3 separate regions of the Mus musculus genome follow, and regions 1 and 3 are each linked to region 2. A link is a loop called in an ENCODE intact Hi-C map of the cell type or tissue named here. Cell type or tissue: heart. All regions are shown on one strand. Each heading gives the region's core, and the rest is flanking DNA. Links, peaks and the distances in the headings are about the cores only.

Evidence for each region. Hi-C counts contacts between places; a loop is a spot of excess contacts. Peaks named below come from ENCODE experiments on the same cell type or tissue, not always from the same donor. Only the 100,000 strongest peaks of a DNase experiment are listed, where the experiment ranks them.
Region 1: a loop joins it to region 2, with 7 times the contacts of the local background. A loop is called at or near these places in 14 of 42 quality-filtered maps.
Region 3: it touches region 2 in a loop (3-fold over the local background); 2 of 42 quality-filtered maps call a loop at or near these places.

The regions. Positions count from the first base shown.
Region 1 is chr9:89,788,926-89,797,157 of GRCm38, forward strand. No RefSeq gene overlaps it. Among named protein-coding and RNA genes, the nearest start is that of Mir184, 9.3 kb to the right of the region's middle. In heart, for the core only: a CTCF peak has its summit at 4,336 (motif pointing left); no DNase peak of the experiment used is centred there.
Region 2 is chr9:89,703,121-89,711,352 of GRCm38, forward strand. Tmed3 (transmembrane p24 trafficking protein 3) reads right to left here and starts at 1,923. Exons shown (of 3, transcript NM_025360.2): 1 at 1,626-1,923. The coding sequence starts at 1,805. In heart, for the core only: a CTCF peak has its summit at 4,001; a DNase peak (open chromatin) is centred at 1,901; H3K4me3 peaks cover 699 bases; H3K27ac peaks cover 721 bases.
Region 3 is chr9:90,073,296-90,081,527 of GRCm38, forward strand. It overlaps Ctsh (cathepsin H), which reads left to right. Exons shown (of 12, transcript NM_007801.3): 11 at 1,573-1,698; 12 at 2,387-2,800. The coding sequence ends at 2,462. Among named protein-coding and RNA genes, the nearest start is that of Ctsh, 23 kb to the left of the region's middle. In heart, for the core only: a CTCF peak has its summit at 3,798 (motif pointing left); a DNase peak (open chromatin) is centred at 3,746.

The DNA.
Region 1 (8,232 bases), core at 1,760-6,759, 86 kb after region 2:
TGCCCACAGCTCAGGGGCAGGAGACTTCCTGAGATATTTCAGCATTAATCATCACCCCTCTTCCAATTCAGGACTTTTTCTCCATCACCAGGACAATGAGCATCTCATAATAAAAAGGAAGACTCTTCGTCAGAAGGGATGAGCAAAGTGAACCTGCAAAGGTAACTTCCCCTTAGCTCAGAAGACTCCATTTGTTGAGGCTGCGCAGGATATCAGGAGAGTGGCTGAAACAGAGAATCAGAATCAAAGACTCCCCAATGCAACACAAGGGACTCTGCTAGGACACAGGCGTACTCTCAGTGGACACATAGACAGCTAAGGGGAAGCTCGCATGCAGCACTCCCTAATAGCATGATTGGGCAGCTCAGAAATCTTCCTCTAAGCAAATCTTTCACAGCTTTGGGGCTGAGAATACTAAAGGATATCATCAGACAATGAGCTTTTACAGAAACGAGAGAAGCACCATCCAGCCACATGGACACAGAGGCGCAAGTTGTGTGAGCCAGGCTGAAATCACCAATGTGTTCTTCAAGCCTTCAGCCGAGCATCTAGAACAACTCACCCCATCGCTGTCAGTGCCTCTGAGCCCATCAGAGTTTCTTCAGCAAAGCAGAGTGGCTGCAGGATGGAAGGCTAGGGCCACTAACAGTGGCCTGAATTGGATGTCCATACATCATCTGATAGTGGTGACCACAGAGTCCCACTTAAACATGGACATATGAAAAAAAGGGGGGGACAGTTGCCCTAAGCCTGGTTCTCAGGGCATCTGAGTAGTCCTGGGCAGAATGTCTGAAAATGAAGACAGACAAGGGAGAAGCCCACCACACTTGACATAATTGAATCAGAGAGTGAAGACATAGCACAAACCTCAGAAGAGAGGACAGCAGAGTCTAGGGTAGGTTCCAGGCTCAACAAAGAAGGGCTATAGTTGAAGGTAGAAAAACAAGGGGGAAACCTGGTGTTTCAGGGCTCAGAGCTTTGACACCGTTTTCTGGCGATCAGTCAGGTCAACCCATTCTTTAGTTGAGGAAACAGACCTGAGATCACTGAGACCTTTCAGCACTGCAACCAGCCCCAAACAGGAGCTACACAATACCCATGAGGACCTGGTGGAGCTTGGGATAGGAGCATCCTGTGTGTAGACAACAGCAGACTAAAGTCTATTCTGCTTGTACGCTAACCAGTCCTCATGGGGCCGCGGGATCATTCAGCCACGACTAGGTTGGTCCCTAGAGACAGAGCCCTTGGGGTATATTTTGACAGTGCAGATTTAAAGCAAGCAACACAAGAGCAGTGCAGCTGGAGACTCGAGCTCCCTCCTTCTCTGCTTCTCCCATCAGCCCACAGCCTCCCCTCTGGATAGCTTTTGGGAAGCTATCTCAAGACTGGTACTTTTTAAAATATATTTTTAATTTTTTTGTTACACCTCAATTACTCATTTTGTTGGGGAGGAGATGTGTGCACACATAAAGGGCAGAGGACAAAGTGCGGGGGTTAGGTTTCTTCCTCCACCATCTGGATCCCCAGACTCAGCGGCAAGCGCCTTCACCCACAGAGCCCTTGCAGGCCCAACCTGGTATTTTTATGGGGCCCAAACCATTTGTGTGATGGTGACATACACATCACTGGTCCAACAATTTCTTCCAGGACCCCTACTGTTGGATGACTTAGTGCCTGAGACAGCAGAAAGTAGGAGAGAAAAACAGAACTCAAGAGACCTAGAGCTCTAACCTCACTTCTTCACAAATAGCCCCCTGAAGAACCACTATGGGCGTCCAGGAGTACACGAGGTCTCCATCTGTTTTCTTGTTCCAAAACCAACCTCTCACTATGAATGATAACAACTACCTCACACTTGAAGTCTATACAATTAGCAGCCCCCGTAGCAATTAGCAGCCCCCGTAGTCAGTGTCTCAGAAGCAAGCGAGGCCAGTTCAGAGCTGCTATACAGGAAAAGCATTCCTGTAAGCCTTCCTTTGCCCTAGCCCTGGACAGCAGGGAAGACTAGAAGCAGGGATAGGTACTGTCCAGGAAATGCCATATTTGCCAGAAGAGAGAATTTTATCCTGCTCTTCCTGGCAGGCCTTTTTTTTTTTTTTTGGTAGGAAATAAGGTATTTCTCCCCCCACCCCCAAGTGAAAGGAGCGCCGCTTATGGCTCCCCAGTCAGACATGCGCTCTGTCTACAGACTTCCATCTATGTTTGTGTGAGCTATGCTTGGAGAAACAAGATGTCATGGGGGTCGGGAGGCACAACCAAGAAAACAGGAAGCAAGATCAAGGAAAATGGATCATACCTAGCTGTAGAAGCTCTCCTGACAGTGCTGGCCCAGCACAAAGACAATTGCAAAAGAGATGTGAAGAAAACACCTGTCTTCCCCTTCTCCACCCACACTGACCCCATGGGGGTGGGGGGTGGGGGTGGGGTACAGGCAGAAAGAGCAGACCATGCCACCACCCCTCAGCCTAGCCTAGCTTCCAGGCTTCATCTCAAACAACAGGCTCACCCTGTCTCACCTGCGCTGGGGAAAAAAAAAAAAAAGAAGCGCTTTAAATAGATGTGAGACCAGCATCTGCAAATGAACAGTGCTGAGTTCTTCATAAAGGCAACTGACAGAACTTTCTGGAAGGAGACCGCACCATCCCTGACAGGGCTGTTACCCAGAGAAAAGAGCTCGGCAAGAGTAGGGGGATTTACAGGGGGGAAAAAAAGAACAAGCTACCTCGCCTTCTTATTGCAACCATTCAGTAAACAAGTCACATTTTCATAACCTGGTTAGCTCAGAGGTTTTCTAAATCTGGAAGCAGGCAAGTGGGGCCAAGGAACATAGATACAGCCGGAGCAGAGCTGCACTACAGAGAATCAAAAGGTCCCTTTATAAAGGCTAGCCATGGCCACAATGGAGAGGGGACAGGAATGCCAGTCTCTGAACCTAGATTGAAGTACAGGCAAGGAGAGATAGAAGCCAGCTAAGTGCTAGGGAATTCTCTGTGGCTATTCAAAAGTTAAGTGACCTCTTGCTACTGTGGCAGAACCTTCCCCTAAAGAATAAAGATTTCGGAGGACCAATCGTTGGGCGAGGAGTAGGCGGGACTTCCAGGTCTAAGAGGGGAAGCAGGAGAAGATGGTTGGCTGGTGGATGGGAGATGAGGAGGCCAAAATGTAGTGGAGGCGCCCTTTTTCAGGTGGCGGATCTGTTGGGACCCACTATTGGAGGATTTAACTTAGAATGGCTTACAAATTAGGATGCTAGTTGCTGTGCCCAACGATTGTGTTACCTGTTAATTCTGAACTAAGTTTGTGTGGTATTTTCCTTCATGGTGCAACTCAACTGAGTTTCAGAGAACAAGGGCAAAGCATGGGTTTGCAAGAAGTGCACCCCCAAAGACCATGGGAATTTGGAAGCGTGGGGCTGGCATGGCAACGACCCACCATGGGAACTTAGCACTCTACAAAGTTGAGAATGGGGCCATCCTGCCTGCCGGTGCTGCAGGCGTAGCGTGGATTGCTTTCATAATTCACGTAACAACTATGTATGTGCCCTAGTGGTTGACTCAAAGACACAATTCAAGGGCAAAAAAGAAAAAACTCAAGTGTAATGGCATATACCTTTAATATCAGCATATGGGAGGCAGAGTTGGGCAGATTTTTTTGAGTTCAAGGCTAATTTGGCCTACATAGCCAGTTCCAGGTCAGCCAAAAAAACAGGCACAACAATAAGAGACAGATCCAGATGTAAAAGATGAAAACCCTGGTCGCATTTCACTATGAAAAGACTCAAACCACACATTAAGACCATTTGTGGGCCAAGACATTGCTGCCGTTCCTTTAAAACAGCTATGCTTACAAACGTGAAAGTTATTGGTGTAATCGGCCAACTGGGTACCAGAAAATAAAAAGCCTGTAATGCAGTTTCTGGCTGCTTCCGAGAAATCCCACAATCCAAACTGGAAGAGCCTACCAGCGGGGCCGCTTACTCATTAGTGTCTCCTCAGCATCCAGCAAGGATCATAGTAGCTGCACGATGAACGTTTCCTGAATGAACCGCCGAGTGAATAATAGGATGGATGGGTGGGTGGGAGGGCGGATATGAATGAATGGCTGGGTAAGTGGGTGGTAGATGAATGAATGAGTAAATGTATGAATGAAGCCTTTGAACTATAAGCATCTTTCCCCCACGGAACTCCCACTGTACCACTAGGTCCAGGCTGCAGACTTCTCCCAAAGGAAAAGATACTTGTGTTATGAAGTGTGTGGTCTTCAGCATGACAAAAGTAAACTGGGCCTCGAGTACTGACAGAAACAGCTTCAAGAGTCCGCCCTCTAGCGTCCAAATGGTAGACTGCACCGTGGGTTTCACCCTGAACAACCACAGCTGCTTTTCAAGTGGGATCACAGCAGCATCTTGCCTCCCACAGACCTTCTTGGTCTGTCGGGGGCTTTCTCCTATAATGAAATGGAGTCTGAGTCACCTTCTTTTAAATCTGGATCTGCTAGGACAATGAAAGAGGTGCTCTAGGTGCTAGGTTAGAGGCAGCAATACAATTGCTCCAGCCCTCCTGGGACACTGGTTCTAAGATCTTGACCATGCTGTAAAGAAGCCAATACCAACCAACACCACTAGAACATGTGCAAGTGTTCCAGACACATCCCTGGGACAGTTCTGAGCTGAGGTACAGCACCATCTTGCCAACCATGTGAGTGAAATATCCTCAAAGTTCTCCTCTTAGGCCCTAGCTGACATTACGTGGAGGAGAGGCAAACTAGTCCCCTCAACCCTATCTATATTGCAACTTTGTGGGGAAAATAAATGAAGGTTGCCAGTTAACCACAAAACATCACAATAACTGTGCAAACGCAGATACTGAGAACAACAAAAAGTTAGCTCGAATAGGTCAGAAAAGGATAAATTAGCAATATTTATTAAACATCCTTAAAAATCCCTATACCTTAAACCCAACATCCCATTTTGGGTGATTTAATCCTTGTAAAGAAAGTGAAAATGTATTTTTAATGCTGTATATATGCACAGTGGAGTTTTATTCAGGTGTAAATTAAAGAGTGGAATTAAGACATTTGTGAGAAACAGATGCAACTGGAGATTATCATGTTGATGAGAGTAAGCCAGGCTCTGAAAGACAGATACCTCATATTTGTATATGTGAAATCTAGACTTATACACTGTACTCATGTGTATGAGTGGGAAGGAAGACCCCTAAGGTGGGGGACACAAAGCAAGGTAATAAAATATATGAAGGATGGAAGCAGAAGAGGGGACTACTTGATGGATGGAGGGGGCTGACCTAAGGAGCTAAGGGGGGCAGGGAGGGCAGCAGGGATGCAAATAGGATCAATGTATGTGATATTTATTATGAAAATGAACATCACACTGAAATCTATTATTTATGATGGCAGAAGCCTGAGAATGTCAAACAGAAGGCTTTCCAGAGCTCCAGAAGTGAGTTCAAAACCACCCTGTGAGACTCGAGACTAAAAGTAAAAAAAAAAAAAAGGTCTGGGGACCTGGCTTGATGGCAAAGCACTTACTGGGAGTGTGTATGGCTCTTAATTCAAGCACCAGTGCAGCAACAATAATGTTAAAGGCACGTAAGAGAAGCACTAGTTAGAAAGAAGGGATAGGCAGGAAGATGAGAGGGTAATGGGAGATGAAATGAATCATAATATACTGTATACATGTAAGATAGTTCCAAAAATAAAGTAAAATAAAATCAAAGCACTGAAGACCACCCAAATACTTAACAGAGATTGAGTAATTCAATCAGTATGCCTTCTAGGGCAGTATGTTTCTAGTACAGGACTCCCTGTGGCCTGTCTGTTGTTCTTATAAGATGAATTCTTAGGGGCTGGAAATGGCTCAGCAATTAAGAGCACTTCCTGCCCTTCCAGAGGGCCCGAATACCTTTCCCAGTACCCACATCAGATAGATCATAGCTGCCATCACCCAGTTGTAGGGGACTCAGCATCCTTTTCTAACCTCCATGGGTACCTGCACACATATGACTATGCTCTTGCAGAGATACACCCATGAGTGTAAATTTGAAATTATTATTTTAAAAATATATCCTTAGTGAAAAGGAGGTGAGCTGTATCAAAGGTACCCACGATTTCAGTCACAACAGAGAATTTCCCACAAGGCCTATAGTAATCTATATTCCCATCTATGATATAGAATTTGACATTTCTCCATACCTTTAACAAGTGTCCTTAGGTAAATATTTATTTTTCTGTTTGTACTTCTTTTCCTATAAATTTTCACCTTGTATAATTCATTCATCTTTCTATCTTGGCTTTTTTCTCATCAATTTGTATCATTTGTACAACTGTCCTTTCTTATTGAAAATACATTTTATACACTATATTCTGATTTTCTTTTCCTCTTCCTACTCCTCCCAGTTTCCTCCCAACTCTTCCTCCCATCTGGACACACAGCCTTTCTGTCCCTTGTTAGAAAACAAACAGGCCCTTGAGAAATAAGAATAAAATAAAATATAATAAAACAAAAAATCAGAATTAGACAAAACAAACAAAAGAAAAGGAACTTTGGTTTTTTTAAAGCTTGAGAAACAGATATAGACACAGAGACACAAACATTTGCTCACACAGGACTCCCACAGAAACACAAAACTGAAAGTCATCACATAAGTGCAAAGGACCTGTAAGATTCATTTTGGGTTGGCAATCCACTGCCTGGCATGGGCCTACCCTTTAGAGTGGTTTGTTTGTATGACTGAATTTTGCTGGTCATACGACTTTGAGGAATATTCTATAAGGGTTGTTCTGGCCTATATAACAGTCACTGTGCAGCTATCTGCATCTAACTAGCTGAGCTTACATAAGATGAGGAATTCATTTCTTCAGTCATACCAGCTTTGCTTCAGATGTCAGTAGATCCTTGTGGCTGGTGACAGTGGCGTTAATAGTGTGGAATAGACCATTCTTAGAGTGTGAAGGGTTTGGTATGCATCTCTACCCACCACTTACCATCCATCTTTATGTTGCAACACAGCTAACTCAGAATTTTTATATTTAGGTTAGTAATCATTTTTTTGTAATTACTAAGTATGCCCCCCCTTATTAAGTAAGCTAATCCTATCCCAAGATTATTACTTTAAAGGTTAAAGTATTCTAAATTACATTTGTTTGATTGATTGATTGATTGATTGATTGTTGCCTTGGGAGAGACAGACAGTCATGTGCCACAGTGTCAGTGTGGAGGTCAGAGGACAACATGTGAGAGTCATTTCTTTCCTTCCATTATTTGAGACCTGGAGATAGAACTCAAGTCACCAAGTTTAGTGGCAAATGTTCTTGAATGCTCAACTGCCTTACCAGACCCAAAGCTTCCATTTGTATTGCTAATATTTTACACCACGGTTCTTCCCCTAAATATTTTTATTTTCTTTTTCTATATACACATGTATGGTGTGTGTGTTTGTGCATGAGTGTTAGCCTGTGTGTTTGTGCTCATGTAGGAGTGCACATATATGTGTACATGTGGAGGCTCAAGGTGGATGTCAGGGATCATCTTCCATTACTCCTCTACTTAATTCAGTGAAGCAGACCCTCTAAATCAAACCCAGAGCTCCCCCAGAACATGCTTGGGGATTTCCTGTCCTCTAAGACTTCAAGTACAGGCAAGCTGCCATGCCCATCCAACATTTAGGAGGACTCTGGGAAAATGAAATCTGGTCCTCACATTTATGCAGGAAGCACTTGACCACTGAGCTCTGGACTCAGCCCTAGGTCTTTAGATTACAAAGTGTCTACACATCAAACCTGTACTTGTGATTTTGTTTCCTTTCACATATATTTACATCCTTTACACTGCTGTTAGTGTTAGCTATACATTGTATATGGAATGATGCTCTTATTAGTGAACTGTACTCTACTTCCAGGCTTAAAATAGTTCTGTCTTCACCTTTGGTCAGGGGAGTGCTTGGTTGCGTTGGTCAGGGGAGTGCTTGGTTGCGTTTCCAATGCCAGTGTTCCCTCTGTGCTTACAAACTCGAGGCATTGAATGCAAGTAACAGTAAGAAAGAAGCATTAGAGGACAAGAACAAAGGCAAAGGGACAAGGCTGTGATGGTGAGGTGCATTTTGAGAGCACATGGCTTGCACAGTACCACGCACATATCCCAAATTGGTTCTCTGCGCATCTCCTATGTGACTCTTTCACCCCAACTTGCCCATGCTCAACTGCAGCAATGCAAAG
Region 2 (8,232 bases), core at 1,745-6,744:
ACCATTTTCCAACACAGACTCCATGTAGCTTCCCATCCTGCTGAGCCTACGCAGTTAAGAGGCAGTGACCACTGCACTCGGTGTTTTTCTTAGTATTACTACAAAACATTTGACAGAAGCAATTCAAGGAAAAAAATCCAAATTTATTTGACTTGCAAATAAATTCAAATTTATTTGACTTGCAAATAAATTTGAGGGCATAGTTCATCAGGGAGAAGGCATGGTATCTGGAACATGAAGGCTTCCAGGGGTAGGGGTAGGGGCTAATCACATGGTATCCAGAGTCAGGAAGCAGAGAAATGAACGATAGCATTCAGCTGGTTTCCTCCTTTTTATTCAGCCTGGTGAATGATGGTACTCCCACTTAGGGTGGCTCTTCCCACTGCAATCTAATCTAGAAAGCCCTTTACATTCTCAGAGGCTTGTCTCTTTGGTGGTTATAGATTTCCCCCCACTGATGGGGCATGCCTACCCTCAACGGCTTCTGGAGCCTCACTAGCCACATCAAGAATGCTGGGGTGGGGGGGGCGGTTGTTGTTGTTGTTCTTGTTTGTTTTGTTTTGTTTTGTTTTGTTTCTTCGAGACAGGGTTTCCCTGTATAGTCCTGGCTGTCCTGGAACTCTGTAAACCAGGCTGACCTCGAACTCAGAGATCCACCAGCCTCTGCCTCCCAAGTGCTGGGATTAAAGTCCTGCGCCACCACTGCCCAGCCAAGAATATTGTTCTTATTCTTAGGCTGCCTGTGCTGAGGCAGGCACACACACACACACACACACACACACACACTGTATGTCGTCCATAGATGTGAGAGCAGTCTCATCAGTGACTCCACCATACATGGAATTGTCAGCAGAAGCAACCTTCAGAGCGTCTACCATAGAAGGGCTTACTCATTGTACACAACTGGGGTGCCTGTGTCACCTCATTTCTAGAGGTCTTGCTTTATGGTGGTCATTCATCCCTCTGACCCTATGCCTACTCATTAACCCTAGGGGATAGAGCCTTTACCAAAGCAACTGTTAGCTATGAGATCTGTCCATGGAGACCAAAGTGCAGGACCTAACTTTGTTGAGCCATATGGTAAGCAGAGAGGCAAGCCACATAGCCACACCACTGGGGAGGGAGTGTGTGTGACTGTCCTTAAGTATACACTGGCAGGGTTCGAAGTCTGCACTGAACCCTCCTTTCAAAAAAAAAAAACCCTTCATCACTCCAACTATGTCACCCCAAACTCCAGCTGTAAAGGATGCAGCTGACTTCAGCACCAGCAAGACACCCAGCCCAAAGTGACAGTTGGGTCAGACTGCCACCCAGTGGGTGTCCAGCTAATTAATACTGATGTTCCTGGAGGTACCTGGGAGAGGTCATTCTGGTCAATTCTGCAGGGGGCGACAGGGGGCGGTAACAGGCCCCCCATCCTGAGCGCTCACCTGTAGCCTGCCTAACTCCCCAGTGCCCCTGGCCCACTTCGGGAGGGCTCTGGCAGATACAAACGTTTCTTCTCAGGGAGAAGTCAACCGGTCTGGGGTTGTTATCCCCGACCCCCTCAGCCTTTGGTGGCTAATCTTGGCCGCTCCGGATGGCGGCGCACCAGTAGCCCCAGTGAGACGCGGCTAGGGCCGCACCTGGTAATCCAGAGAGAACTTCACGCCCTGCTCCACCTCTTCGTGGAAGCACTGCTTGGCGTTGTCCGGCAGCTCGAAGGTGAGCTCAGCGCTCCGCAGTGGCTCGGCCCGGAGCAGGAGCAGAAGCAGCAGCTGTAGCAGCATCTGGAAGGATGAAGCGTGCGGAGCCTCGTGGACCATGATGCTCCGGGCCTAGTCCTCTCTAGGCTCCCGCGCAGCGACAGCAGGGACAGCAGGGAGAGGGGAGGGGCCCCCTGAAGAGACGTGGCGCGAGCTCAGCACAGCGGTTCCGGGTGGCGGCCACTCCGCGCGCAGCCGCACACCAGAGAGGTGGGCGGGGAACCTTTCCGCCCGCTGCGCAAGCGCATCACTGAGTTTAGGCGCTATTGTATTTGATGCGGCTCTTGGACTCGGGTACTTCTCAGTGCGTCCCTTCAACTCGGAAACCGTTGGGCTTCTAGTCTGTTTCTGACTTGCTGTCACTTAGTGTCTGCCACGTCTCCGGAGAAATCCCGGACGTAATGAACACATTCAGTAGTTAGGAGGACTCGATGGACTAGAAAGGAACCGCAGGGAAGGGAGGCGACGGATCCTCCACTCCCCCCTCCTACCTAAGGTGAAGAAGTGTTCAACAAAGTAAACCCCATGGCTACACTGGGGGAAAACAGGTTTTCTTGCACACAGACTCCCTTCTGGAAATAAAAGCATCTAAAGGATTTCAATTATGTTTTCGCATTCGGGTCACATTGAAAATTTTTTCAGAGAGAATCTGCCATCCCCTTTAACTTCTAAAAGTGTTGAAAGACAAGTTGATTTATTGTCTTATTCATGACAACTGCCCTAAGAAGGATATATATGATTTTATGTTCACCATAGTCCATAAACAAAGAGACATTACATGTTATAATATTTGCTGATACATAAACACTTACTGTCAGTAGAACATTATTAGATATGGTGAATCTTAATTTTAACAAAGAATTTCACTACTCATATATACTACCACATAGATAAAATTGGCATACACTACCACTGGCCATACTGGATCCTGTATCAAGGAGCTAATGTGCATGAAAGCAGCACCCATAATATAATTATTAATAAAATGTACTATCTCTGTGCTAGATTAGATGTGAAAGAGGTGTTGAGCTGTGTGCCTTGGGGCTCCTTCCCTGCTTGTCCTATTTAACATTGACTTATATTTCTTATTTTCAATTATGTGTATGCACATGTGTGTATATGAGTATGTATATATGAATGCAGGTCTCCAAAGAGGCCAGAGGCTTTGGATCCCCTGGAGCTAGAATTGCAGGCAGTTGTCACTCATTTGATAAGGCTTTTGGGACCCAAACTGGGGTCCTCTAGAAGTATTCTTAACCAGTGAGCCATCTCTCCTCCAACTCTTAACATTTTTAATGAAGAGTATTTGAAGATGTGAAAGTTATAATCATCTAACTGGAAAATCAAGTGAAGAAAAACAAAACAAAACAAAACAAAACAAAACTGAAGTTCCCACAAGTTAAAGATGAAGCGCTACATTTAAGTTCCAGGTGGTGGGGATGGGGGTTGGGAGGGTGGGGGAGGGAGGGGGAATCTGCAGTGGTTCAAAAGAAGAGGCCTGGTTTCACAGCTCTTTAAGTTGGAGCAGGCAGAATTGGAATCAGCATCAAACTACATATAAGACAAGAGAAAATGCCTGAGTTTTAAAAAAATAAATTATTGCCTTAGCAGACAGTGATCAGGTGGTACCTATTGTATTGTTTTAGGAGAGCTATTTTCCGTTTGGGGCACTAGTCAAAGGAATGTGATTAGGAGGAAGCCAGCATAGACATTGCCAGGAAGCTGACTCAAACAGAGAATGCCCAAGGGAAAATAAATAAATAGCAGGACTTAGCATGGAAGCTAAAAACCAATAGGAAATGAAAGCTTTAAAAGTGTGCGGGCACTAACAATGTACCAGACACACTGTCATCTCACTATTCAACTCAACATAATTTATATTAATTGAGTAACCAGCTCAACATAGTTTATATTAATTAATATTCACTAGTAGCCATGTCTTTAAAAAAAATAAGTTTGCTCCTATTTGATAAGGAGCCCGGGATGTTTAATTCAGTAGCTCTTGTCATTGTTCACTTTTTCTGTGTGTCAGCAGCTTGAGCCAGCCTCAATTTATAATCTCCATGGTTTTGTGAGTCCATGGTTTTGGACAGTTGAACGTCAGGCAGTCTTCCCTGGATTTGCCCATGATGCTACATTCATCTAGAGTCCATCTGTGCTGGGCTGTGCAAGATAACCCCACTGGCATGTCTAGGGCAGATACAGGTTACTGGCTCTAATGCCTTTTTCTCTTCCAGGCATTCTCTCACCACTAGGAGGCTACTGCGGGAAGTCATCTTGCCTGCTTCTGTGAAAGCCTGCCTGTCAGGCAGAGTCAAGTCAGACCAGGGTCTACAATAAGAGGGGATATACTTGAACTTCACGGCAAGGGGCTAAATGTTCTGTTAATCTTGGAGGAAGGAACAGCAGGATTAGGAAGGCTTCCGGATGGGTACAGATATCAAATGTACATCATCCATTGTCTCTGCTGGCTTGTGACTTTGTTTCCCGACATACTGTAAGCCTAAGAGAATTAAACTCAAGACTGGACAGCCCTCCTCATTTCTAACCTTTGTCTATGAGTCTTCTTTTCCATCTTTCCTATAATCCTCACGCCCCTCTCAGAGGATTGCTGGACTTCCTACCAGCCAAACAGGTACAAGCTAGGCTATTATGTGACATACTCAGTATTATGTGACATACTCAGAGAAATATCCCAAAAGGACCCAGGCACAGATAGCAATGTTCTCTAAGAGCTAGGTTTCTGAATTCTTTCAATATCACTTTCTATACATTTTACTGGCCAATAGAGTCCAACGCTGATCTAGATATAAGAAGAAGGAGAAATAGATTTTACCCCTAAGGTGAGATGTTGTTGTAAAGAGGGAGCCTTTGGGGATGGAAGGCATTTTGTGACTGTTGAATAATCTTCTACAATACTCAAGTTCACCTGTCTCATTAATAGCTAAGCCGGAAGCTGAACCCAGATCTGCACGGTCCTGAAGGCTATATGAACCCCAACAAGCACACTGCCTCTACAAATCCTTTGGGATCATTAGTTCTCTGTGTTCCATGTGGAAAAGTTGGGTGCTAAGCATGAATGACACTGAGGTGTATCTCAGTTCAACATAAGAAGTATCTATCGGGAAGAGAGTTAATGGGCAGCACAGTTTCTACCCCTGCATATGCTAGAGCAGAGACAGGTGAACAGCCATGTTCTGAAGATGCTGTAGAGATGATTCATGAGCTAAGTGTAATGTTAGACAAGTTCTAAAGTGCCTTTGAATTTTTATATTCCATCATATGTGAGAAGTCCTAAAATTAAGAATATCTGAAAGAAAACAAAAACCACATCTGTCTGCCCTATTCCTGAGGTGACGTGTGAAATTCTTTTGGTGGTGCACATCTTTAATTCCAGCACTGGGAAGGCAGAGGAAGGCAGATTTCTGAGTTCTAGGCTACAAAGTATCCTTTTTGTTTGTTTGTTTGTTTTTTGTTTTTTTAAAACAGGGTTTCTCTGTATAGCCCTGGCTGTCCTGGAACTCACTACGTAGACCAGGCTGGTCTAGAACTCAGAAATCCGCCTGCCTCTGCCTCCCGAGTGCTGGAATTAAAGGCGCGTGTCAGATGCAGAAAAGGCATATGAGAAAATTCAATAGCTGTTCGTGGTTCAAACTCTTGGTGGCCTTAGAATAATAGATAATTTCCTGATTGCCATTAATATCCTTTAAAACTGGACCAAACTTCATGGTTCATGATAAACACTTAAATCTTTCTTTTTGGAGCTTGAGAAATAGTTCAGTGAGTATTAATGCTTGTTTGCAAGCGTGAGGTTCTGATTTCAGATCCCAGCACCCACAGAAAGATAGCTGTGCATGGATATGTGCATGCCTGTAACATCATCACTGTCCAGGGCAGAAATAGGAGGATCTATAGGGTTTACTGACTGCCGCCTCATCTCCAGGGTCAGTCAAAGACTCCTTCTCAAAGGAATAAGATGGGCAGTGACAGTTCTAGACACTAATGTTTTCTTCTGGCATTCACTCACACAGAGAAGCTTGCACACATGTACATGATGTGAGCATATACCACATACATTTGCACACCATACACACACACACACATACACACACAAAACCTTTCCTTTCCTTTGAAGTTGAGGTTACAACATAAGAGTATACTATTACAATTGAGATTTTCATTCAATTACAACCAAGAAGATAAGGCAAGGGAAAGAAAGACAGGGGTGGGCATTAGAAAAATAAAAGCCAGAATTGGGGTGTCACTAAGTGAAAGAAGCCAGAAACTTACCCAAGGATGCTTTAGGGATTCACATTATGAACTTTTGTTGAATTAGTCATTAATATTTTATAGTTCTGTGTTTGTTTCTGATCTCATAGTTATAAACGTTTAAAAGTAAAATAAGGCGAAACAGGCTATGTAAGATGACCTCTCTGTGCCATTTCATCCTTACCCCACATAGCAGGAGCACTCTCCAGCATACTGCTAGGATTCTGAAATAAAATCAGCATTTATCCATAGATGCAACTGATGAGAAAGAAATATGGATGGATCTGAAAATCATTATATTAAATGAAAAGAGCCATGCTTTCTAATATCTTGATCCAAGTATCAGGAGACTGTGTGCTGTATTGGGAGTAGCCTGAGCATATAGAAAACCTCAAGACCCACCCCCACAGTAACACTTGTCCTCAATAAGGCCACACTTACTCCAGCAATACCACACCTCCTAATAGTGCCACTCCCCATGGGCCAAGCATTCACACACATGAGTCTATGAGGGCCATACCTATTCAAACCCCGCCACATCACGAAACTAGAAAGGAGTTCATGAGATAGGGGAAAGAGGTTTTGAGGGAGGGTGACTGTGGGTCCATGTTCTCTAGTTGAACTCATGTGATTCAAAAGTGGAAAGAGGAATCCTGGAGGTGGAAGGGTTTAAGCATGAATAGTGGGCAGGGAGACAAGGGAGAGAGAAGAAAACTTGGGGAGGAAGCATCGACCAAGAGTAAATATTATGAAAATATAGTCAGAACACCTGATCCACTATGCATTCATTTTCTTTAAATGTCAACTGGTAAAGCAACAAAAAGAAATAAATCCATGTAGCCACTATATGGATATTGATAGAAAATTCACCAATAACTTAGTGTTAGCATGGAATTATAAGCAATAATTCTTAAAAACGGAGAAAGTAGAAAGTGTTTGCAAACTAAATTGCAGGGTATGTTGGTGTCAATGTTGCTTTCCTAGGACTTATCAGCTTCTACAGAACAATTCTTTTTGGAGTTGCAAAGCATTTTTAAATATTTTCAAATATTTATTTCTATTTTCTGTGCATGAATGTTTTCCCTGCATGTATGTGTACCATACGTGTGCCTGGTGACAGGGCCTTGGATTGGGCACTGAGAACAGAACCTGGGTCCTTTACAAGAGCAATAAGTGTTTTTAACTTCTGAGCTATCTCTCCAGCCCCTTAAACATCCTTTCTATTAGAAGAAACTATCCTGTCTTGTACTGCTGAACCAAGAGGGGCAGGTATTCCCGATCCCTGTTCCCTGATCCTAACACATATGAGTGTGGATCAAAGGTTCTGCCAACTGGTTGCTTTTGCCTATGAATCATAAAGTACATAAAGAGCCCTGAGGTTATGAGAGCGTATACCACAGTGTCAGCAGTGCTTCTTGGGGAGGTGGCCCCTATGACATGTTTTTAGGAATGAATTTGGTTACTTACCTTTCTTGATCCCAGCTCCTCTGTGAGACCATTTCTATTTTTTCCCATTGGTTCAATAGAGTTTGACCTTGTTCACTGAAATGCAGCTTGAAGTCTTGGGAATTCATCTCTGTGGTAAGTGGTTGCCTCGCATGTGCAAGGCTTTTGGTTTAATCCCCAACACTGGGAGTAAAACATCCATTTGAAATGGAGTTTGACTGTACTTGTTATTTTTTTTCATCACCCAAAATAGCTCTAAAGCTGTGCATTTGCTCAAAATGTCAGGAAGAGATGGGACAGAGAGATTTTATAGAGCACTTATGGAGGTGATCCTCACGGCAAAGTGGGCTCTTTTATGGCTCTATCTCACATTATATAGTCTAGTGAACAAACAGTTTCTCGTATGTATTTGTTTGCTTGCTTGATTGCTTGCTTACATCCCAAACACTGCCCCTCCAAGTCCTCCCTTCACAGAGTCCCTCCCCCATACCCCCTCCTCTGAGAGGGTGGTCCCTCCTCTGGACATCAGCCCCCTCATCCTATTAAGTCTCTGCAGGATTAGGAACATTCTTTCCCACTGAGGCCAGACAAGGCAGCCCTGTTGGGGAACAGATTCTACACTCAGGCTACAGGTTTTGGGATAACTCCCCAATTCCACTCCAGTTTTTTTTTTTTTGACCCACACAACGACCAAGCAGCACATCTGCTATATATGTGCTATGGGTGGCTGGGGGAGAAGGGGGGCCCTAGATGCCTCCCTCCAGTCACCTTG
Region 3 (8,232 bases), core at 1,065-6,064, 370 kb after region 2:
TATATATATTCATGTCTGTCCAAGTATGCATGTATATACATGTGAAGGCCAGAAGTCAACATAACTATGTTGGTGCACATGCACTTGTGTGTGTATGTAGTGTATGTATGTGGAGGTCAGAAGTCAATCTAACGTGTTTTCCCTGATGACTTTCTTAGTTTTTGAGACAGGGTCTCTCACTAGCCCTGGTTAATGCTCAATAGTTTAGCTGGTCTGGCAGGTAAATGTGCTCCAGGAATTTGTCTGTCACCACGTCCCCAGCACTGGGATTCCAAAAGTAAGCTGGCTGTTACACATGTTCCCATGTATGCTGGGAATCTGAACTCAGATGCTCAAGACTCGTGTGGAAAACACCTTTCCTCCCTGAGCCATCTCCCTAGCCCTATGATGCTTTGGGTATAAATAGCCAAGGCCTCCCTCCCCATTACCCAGGGTTCTTGGTGATTTTGCTCCCCTCTTCCTCTGCACACATCTGTCAACAAACCTCCCTTCTTGTCTCTCCTACAAAGCTCATTCTGCCCCTATTCCCTCATGTGAGCCATGAGGAAGGGCTTATAGTTTCATATATAACCCCTGCTCCTCAAGGAATCTTCACTTCCCACCCTACTGGTTTAGGTCCCACTCCTTGGGGCCCCTATCCCCTACTTAACTGGCACATCCCGCAGTCCATTACAGAGCAGCTTCCTCTGCCAACTGCCCCCTACCAAACAAAGCTTTCTAAGAGCAGAGAGGGTCCTACTGTCCGTCGTTCAGCACCTTGCCCTGAATGTGACACATTCTGATGACAGTTCAAAGTCCACTTAATTTCTGTATGCCCTTGGGAATTGATTTCTTCCTTTCCTTTCCTTTCCTTTTTCCTTTCCTTTCCTTTCCTTTCCTTTCCTTTCCTTTCCTTTCCTTTCCTTTCCTTTCCTTTCCTTTCCTTTCCTTTCCTTCCCTTCCCTTCCCTTCCCTTCCCTTCCCTTCCCTTCCCTTCCCTTTCCTTTCCTTTCCTTTCCTTTTTCTTTTCTTTTTTGAGACAGGGTTTCTCTCTGTAGCCCAGGCTGGTCTCAAACTCACAGAGTTTGCCTGCCTGCCTCTGTCTCCAGAGTACTAGGGTTAAAGACTTATGCCCCCACACCCTTTCTTTCCATGCCCATTGAATCAACATGTGGCCACTGCAGTTTGTCTTCTCGAAGTCCCAGAGTTTTTCAGAGGCTAAAGGGCAAGCCTACATATTTGCCCTAAGTACAAGGTCATTTTTCGAAGGAACGCAGAAGCAGCAGAGCAGTGGCTGGACTCCAGTCCAGTACTGCAGCCTATAGAAGTGCAGCAGGGACTCCTCCCCTTGCCGGGAATCAGAAGTGTTCACATGGAGTGGGATCGTGTGGAGACTACTGAAGCAGAAGGGCTGAGAACTGATGAGACTTGTTGACTCCATCATGGCTGAGCCGTAGCTAATTGAGACCCAACACACCAGCCTGCCTCCAGTGGGAATCATTTCTACAGCACTAAAGAGCCCTTGTTTGTGACAGTCCTTGCCTTTATCCGCCCTATACTCCAAGCCTTTATAAATTTCATTTTCTTTTCCAGTAAATCCTGTCATAAAACTCCAGATAAAGTAAACCATGCAGTCCTGGCGGTTGGCTATGGAGAACAGAATGGATTACTCTACTGGATTGTGAAAAACTCTTGGGGCTCCCAGTGGGGGGAGAATGGGTAAGCCCTTGTTGCTGATGTCTGAGGCGTCCGGTGGTAGGAGGCATCACTACTTCAAAGTTAAAGAGTCTTCGGGAGTTGGACAGCAAGCTCTACCAGGCCAGGGAAAGGAGAACATGAGAATGGAACCTTCACATGCCAAGGTCCTGTTAGCAAGACCCTCCCCATCATAGGATCCCAGGTCCCAACAAGTCTGCAAAGGACAGGACACTAATCAGCTAATGAGGTCTGTAACTGAAGGTTACAGGCAGACCTCAACGTCTTGCTGGGACAAAACCAACCTCTGGAAGGGTCTGAGAAATGAAATCAGTGAATTCGTTACAGTGAGTGACAGCCCCCACCCCCACCCCCTTTGAATCAGGATGAAGAGACAGACACACACACACAACTGAGAAGGAGAGTTTTTGTTTTTAGGAAGCCATACTGGCTGTTAGATAGCTATATGAGGACCCAGACAGCAGCAAGAAGGGAACCTCCATCAATTCCGGGGAGAAGTAGGCTATGCAAGGAGAAAAAGGAAGAATTTAGTTACAAAGTGCGGCCAGTCATTTCCTGCTGATAAAATAGCTGTTCTGTGAAGAAATACAGAGGGCCTAATCTCTCAAGTTTTGGTTTGCACCAGAACATTCTAGAAAGTTCTGAGGCGAAGATGCTACTAATCAGTCCTCAATCCCTTCTCTCTGCCCAGGTACTTCCTCATTGAACGTGGGAAGAACATGTGTGGCCTGGCTGCTTGTGCCTCCTATCCCATTCCTCAGGTATAAGCCACGGCTGCACGGGCAACTGATTGGCAGACCAAGGGAGGAACTGGTCCTTCGATGAGAATGCCACCCTGGAGAAAATTGTGTGGAAATCCACCCAGAGGCCCTCTCACTCCTGAGTCTAGACGCCTAAAGACAGGAAGGACAAACTTGAATAGCGACAAGCCCACCCACGTGACATCATCACCAGAAATACGCTTGGATTGTGGTTTTTTAATGACCCAAACCCACGTGGACCTAGAATCGTCTCTCTTTCCAGCTCTCTTCATGTACTGGGAGCTGTAATGGTTACCTTTTCTATGTTGTGTATTCAATAAACACACAGTAAATACCTCCCTGGGCGTAGGTCTCTAACTGACATTCAATTCCATCTCTCTGGACAGAGAAAGCATCGCTTGCTTGCTTGGAGTATGGTTCGGGTGCTGATGCCTGCCAGATGGAGATCCCAGGAGGGAGAGCAGGTTTAGAGATTCTGCTGTTTCCAAACCCGGGGAGGAAGAATGGAGCAAATAGGCCAGGATGTGGCACAACCAGGGTAGAGCCAAGATCTCATCTATCTCTGTGACTGCTGTTGCTGTCACTGGCTCCCAGTAGGGGTGCCCCACCACTTCCTCAGCAGGCCCTCCTTTGGGTAGCCCTTATGCCCCTGTCCTCTACACCGCATGCCCTCTTCTAGAGGCTATTCTGCAGGCCTCTCAGCTCCAGGGGCTTGTCTACAGCCGGCTGTAGCCCTTGGGCCTCCTGAGAGCTAGAAACTTAATTGGAAAAAAAATGTTCATGACAAAATTTGACAAATGTAATTGTAGTTTAATCTATTAGAAAGTTCTAGTTACATAAGACACTACAACTAAGTCAACCCACATACACACACACACACTCATCATCATCATCACCATCTAGGCAAGGCCGTTCATATGAATCATAAATTCAAGGCCTGCCTGGGTCACTTAGTAAGACCCTGTCTCAAAAACTCAAAAGGACTTGTGGGGTTTGTGAAGTGGCTCAGTGGGTAAGAACATCTGCTGTGAACATAGGATGACGAGAGTTTAAGTCTTTAGCACCCACATAAAACCTGGGAGTGGCCACGTGTGCTTCAAACCCAGTGTTGGGGATAGAAACCGGCAGATTCGTAAACAGCACGCTCATACGCAAGGAGAGATGACTGTCTCAAAAAATAAGATGGCGGGCTGGACCGGCAGCTCCGCTGGCTTCTCTTCCAGAGGAGCAGAACCCCCACAGGTGGGTCAGAACCCTCTGTAACTCTTCCAGCATCCACCTCCATTGCAGGTCCAAACCATCTGTAACTCCAGGTCCTGTGGATCTGCTGCCCTCTTCTGGCCTCCAAGGGCATTGCATGCATATGGTACACAGGTACTCAGGCAAAACAAACACAGACAAAAATAATTTTCAAAAATTATATATGTACATATATAATAAACAATATAGAAGGTACTTAATGTACCCTGGTGGCCTCAGCACACAAGTGTACTCAAGACACGTATGCACATACATGATACATATACATATGCACACACAAGACTATGTAAGTCAATATACTTGTCAAGTACTTGCCAAGACTGTGTGAGGCTCTAAGTTCAATTTCTAGTGCCAACACACACACACACACACACACACACACACACACACACACACATACTGAAAAGACCTAAACATGATTAAAAAAAATTTTGTCATAGTTAAAAAATAACATGAAATAAAAGTATAACTCTAGGTGTATTAAAGACTCCCAAGTCAATGGAGAGTGGTATGAGAAGAAACCCACTGAAGACAGGAAATAGCAGCAAGGTCCAAGGACACCACAACTGCTCAAAATGAACCTGCAATCTAGCTACCATGCTTGTCTATCATTCATGAGGCCGTGGGTTCAAACCCCAGCTCCATGGAAAAGCAAAACAAACGAAAATGGAAAAGAACTCAGAAAATGGCTAATTTAAAAATTTTTAAAAATTTAAACAAAATCAGAAAAAAACCTATATAACAACAAAATGGTATCTAGGAATAACTACCCAAAGTGTTATATGAAGAAAATAATTAAATTATAAAAAACTTTGCAGGTGTGGTGACATACACCTTTAGTCCCAACACTTTCACTGTGAGTTTAGGGCCAGCCTGGTTTACATAGCAAGTTCCAGGCAAGACAAGGTTACAGGGTCAGCTCCATCTCAAAAAACCAACAACAAGAAAATTATGAAACACCCCAAAAAAGCACAGAGCACAGTAAGTATATTCTCAAGTGATAAGATTAATGTAAATTGACTTTTGCTAGAAGTAGAAATATAAGTGTAGTATATTTCCAACTAAAATCTCGAAACAAAAAAAAAAAAATATTCAGTTTACCTGGGGAAGGAGTAAAGAGTTTTTAAATTTTACTGGGTTTTAGTCAATTTTAAAATATTTAGTTTGGGGTCTGAAGAGATAGATCAACAGTAAAGAGCACTGAATGCTCTTCTAGAGGACGCAGATTCAATTCCCAGCACCCACATGGCAGCTCATAACTTAGCTGTAACTCCTAAATCTAATATCTTTACACAAACATACACGCAGGCAAAAAAATATCAATACACATAATTTTTTTTAAAGTTAAAAAAATATATTTATTTTGGATGTGCATGCATGAGGTCAGAGGAGAGCTTGTGGATATCTTGCCTTCCACAATGAAGGGTCTATGTCTCCCACTCGGGTCACTAGGCTTGGCTGCAGCAAGTGCCCTGACCTCCTGAGCCATCTCATCAGCTGCAAGATAAAATCCACTTTATAAACAAGTATCAAGAAGAGATTATTTTTGTATTAAAGACATATAAAATGTCACCCATTAAGGTAGTACATAAATTAAGGATAATTAACTTCAAAGAATCTTTAAAAATGGGAAATGAAGACATACATCAGTAATAGAAGACAGATTTTTTTTTTCTTTTTGAGATGGAGTTTCACTGTGTAGCTAGCCCTGGATGGCCTAAAACTCCCTGCATAGGCCAGGCTGCCTCTGCCTCCTGAGTGCTTGGATTAAAGGTGTACACTACTGGCCTATGTTTTTTACCATTCAATAAAAGGTGTCATAAAATTCACAATTAAACTACTTTAATTTGAACTCTCACTACTATGTTCTTTTAAACTACTATGTTCCATTTAAATTACCATGTTCTTTCAAAACACCATTTTAAATTTACAAAATAATTGCAAAACTAGAGCCCCTCTATACTCTAGTTATTACTAAGATCTGGCTGTGATATGGCACCTTTGTCACAAGTAGTGTACCAGTTGAGTCCTTCCAATTTTTTTGATAAATAAATGCAACTTAAAAAAAAAAAAAGGTAACATTTGGGTGAGGCTATAGCTCAGTCAATGACACAGTACAAGTGTAGTATGTAAAAGTCTCAAACATTGTGCACTGATCATACAGAGAGAGAGAGAGAGAGAGAGAGAGAGAGAGAGAGAGAGAGAGAGAGAGAGAGAGAGAGAAAACAAAACCCTTGGCTAACATGTAAATGGTGAGATACAGACACAAGACAGGAATTGGCTCTCACCAGCTCTGTACAGCAGATTATACACTGTGGTGGTTTGAGTAAGGTTGGCCCAGGGAATGGCAGTATTAGGAGGTGTTGCTTTCTTGGAGTAGGTGTGGCCTTGTTGGAGGAAGTGTGTCACTGTGGCGATGGGCTTTGAGACCTTTCTGGAGCTTTCTGGAAGTTAGTCTTCTCTTAACTGCCTTCGGTACAAGAGGTAAAGCTCTCAGCTCCTCCAGTGCCATGCCTGCCTAGATGCTGCCATGCTTCCTACCATAATGATAAAGGACTGAACCTCTGAACCTGTCAGTCAGTCTCAATTAAATGCTTTATAAGAGTTCCCGGGGTCATGGTGTCTCTTCACAGCAATGAAATCCTAACTAAGACATATATAGCCTGGGCAATCAGATAGGAGGATGGTAGAACGGGTGGGTATTCACATTCAAAGAAGCAAAACCATTCTATCCATAAATGGCACCCTATATAAAGCAAACCGTAAGGACACATACTCTTTTAAGAGCTGAAAAATGAAAGATCATCCTGAAGGCTTTTGTAATAAAGTGAAAATTCCAACAGGATTTGCAAAACCTTGGTGGTCTAGCATCTGAAATATGTGAAAAACTCCTATACCCCAGCAAGATCCCCCTTTTATTTTATATTTGCATCTTTACATGTAATTAAGCTTTTAATTATATTTTTATTTAGGAAGGGGCGAGGGGACACACACATGTTCACGAAGCATGTATACAGGGCAGAGGACCACCCTCAGGAGTCTGTCTTCTTCCTCCACCTCATCGCTCTTGGGAATTGAACTCAGTCTTGTGGGCTAGCACCTTTACCCACTGAACTATCTCACTGGCCCTTCCTCCTTTAATTTTGTATTGCAATTGTTTATTTTGTATGTGTGCACGTGTATGTGTGTAGACATGCAGGTACCACAATGAATATATTGAAGTTAGAGGACAAGTTGTGAGAATTGGTTCTCTCCTACTTTCATGTGGACCCTGGGGATTGAACTCAGATCATCGGGTTTGGCGACAAGCACCTTTACCCACTGAGCAACCTTGTCATCCCCCAAAATGCCTCATTTGAGGTGATAGATGATGGAACTCAAGGTAGAATACTTGATTAGCACAGTAAGATATCTATCCCCCCCCCATCCTTACCATGGCGTTAAAACAAAACAAAACAAAACAAAACAAAACAAAAAAACCACTTTTGCAAACAGTGGTTAATAGCTATATTCCAGGAGATGTGAGAATGGACAAAACCCCTTTCATAGACCTGTCTTCTCATTGCTACAGTGCAGTGCCTAGACTCTTACAGACTATAGCAATCAGAATAGTGATTATAAAACCAGGCAGTGTGCTTGCTGCTATATGTGATGAAATCATTACGTCATTTTTTTCAGAAAACTGGGATGCAGTGATGATCTAGCCGTTAAGATCACAGGCAGCTCTTGCAGAGGACATGGGCTCAATTCCTGGTAGGCACGTGATGGCTCAGAAACATCTAGAACTCCAGTTTTAAGGGATCCCACACCCTCCTCAGTCTTCCATGGGCACCAGGTGCCTACACAGTACACATACATACATGCTAGCAAAACATATACAAGACAAAAATTTGGTTGTTTTTATGGAGGCCATAGGTACCAGGGGGGAAGTTTGCTAAATGAAAACTGCCTTCTAAATATCTGTATTTAGGGGTCTGGAGAGATGGCTTAGCAGATAAGAGCTGTTCTTCCAGAGGGCCCAGGCTCACTTTCCAGGACTTACATGACAGATCTTAACTCTCTATAACTCCAGTTCCAGAGCGTCGTCACACAGACACACAAAGGCAAAACACCAATGCACATAAAAACAAATTTAAAAAATTAACAAAAAATATTTATGTTCATGCCCATAAAGAGAAGCTTTTTTGCAGAGGACAACAGTAACTGCAGGCTCCTAGGTGGTCACAGTGTTGAAATGAACTGTTGAGGCTCTGCCTTAAATGGGTTAGCTATTTTCACCCTGAATCACGTGTGACATGCCAAAGCCCTCGCATGGCAGAAAGCTAAGACCGCACCCACATCACACCTGTCACAGGAACTATCCAGGAAGCCTGTCTGCTGGGTCCCACATGGCCTTGGTGGGGAAATAATGACACAGTTCCTACCCTTGGGACAAGGCCAGCTGATGTGGACCTCCAGAGTGTTAATGGCTGCCATGAGCATAAGGTTGGTTTGTATAATAACCTACATATTTTCA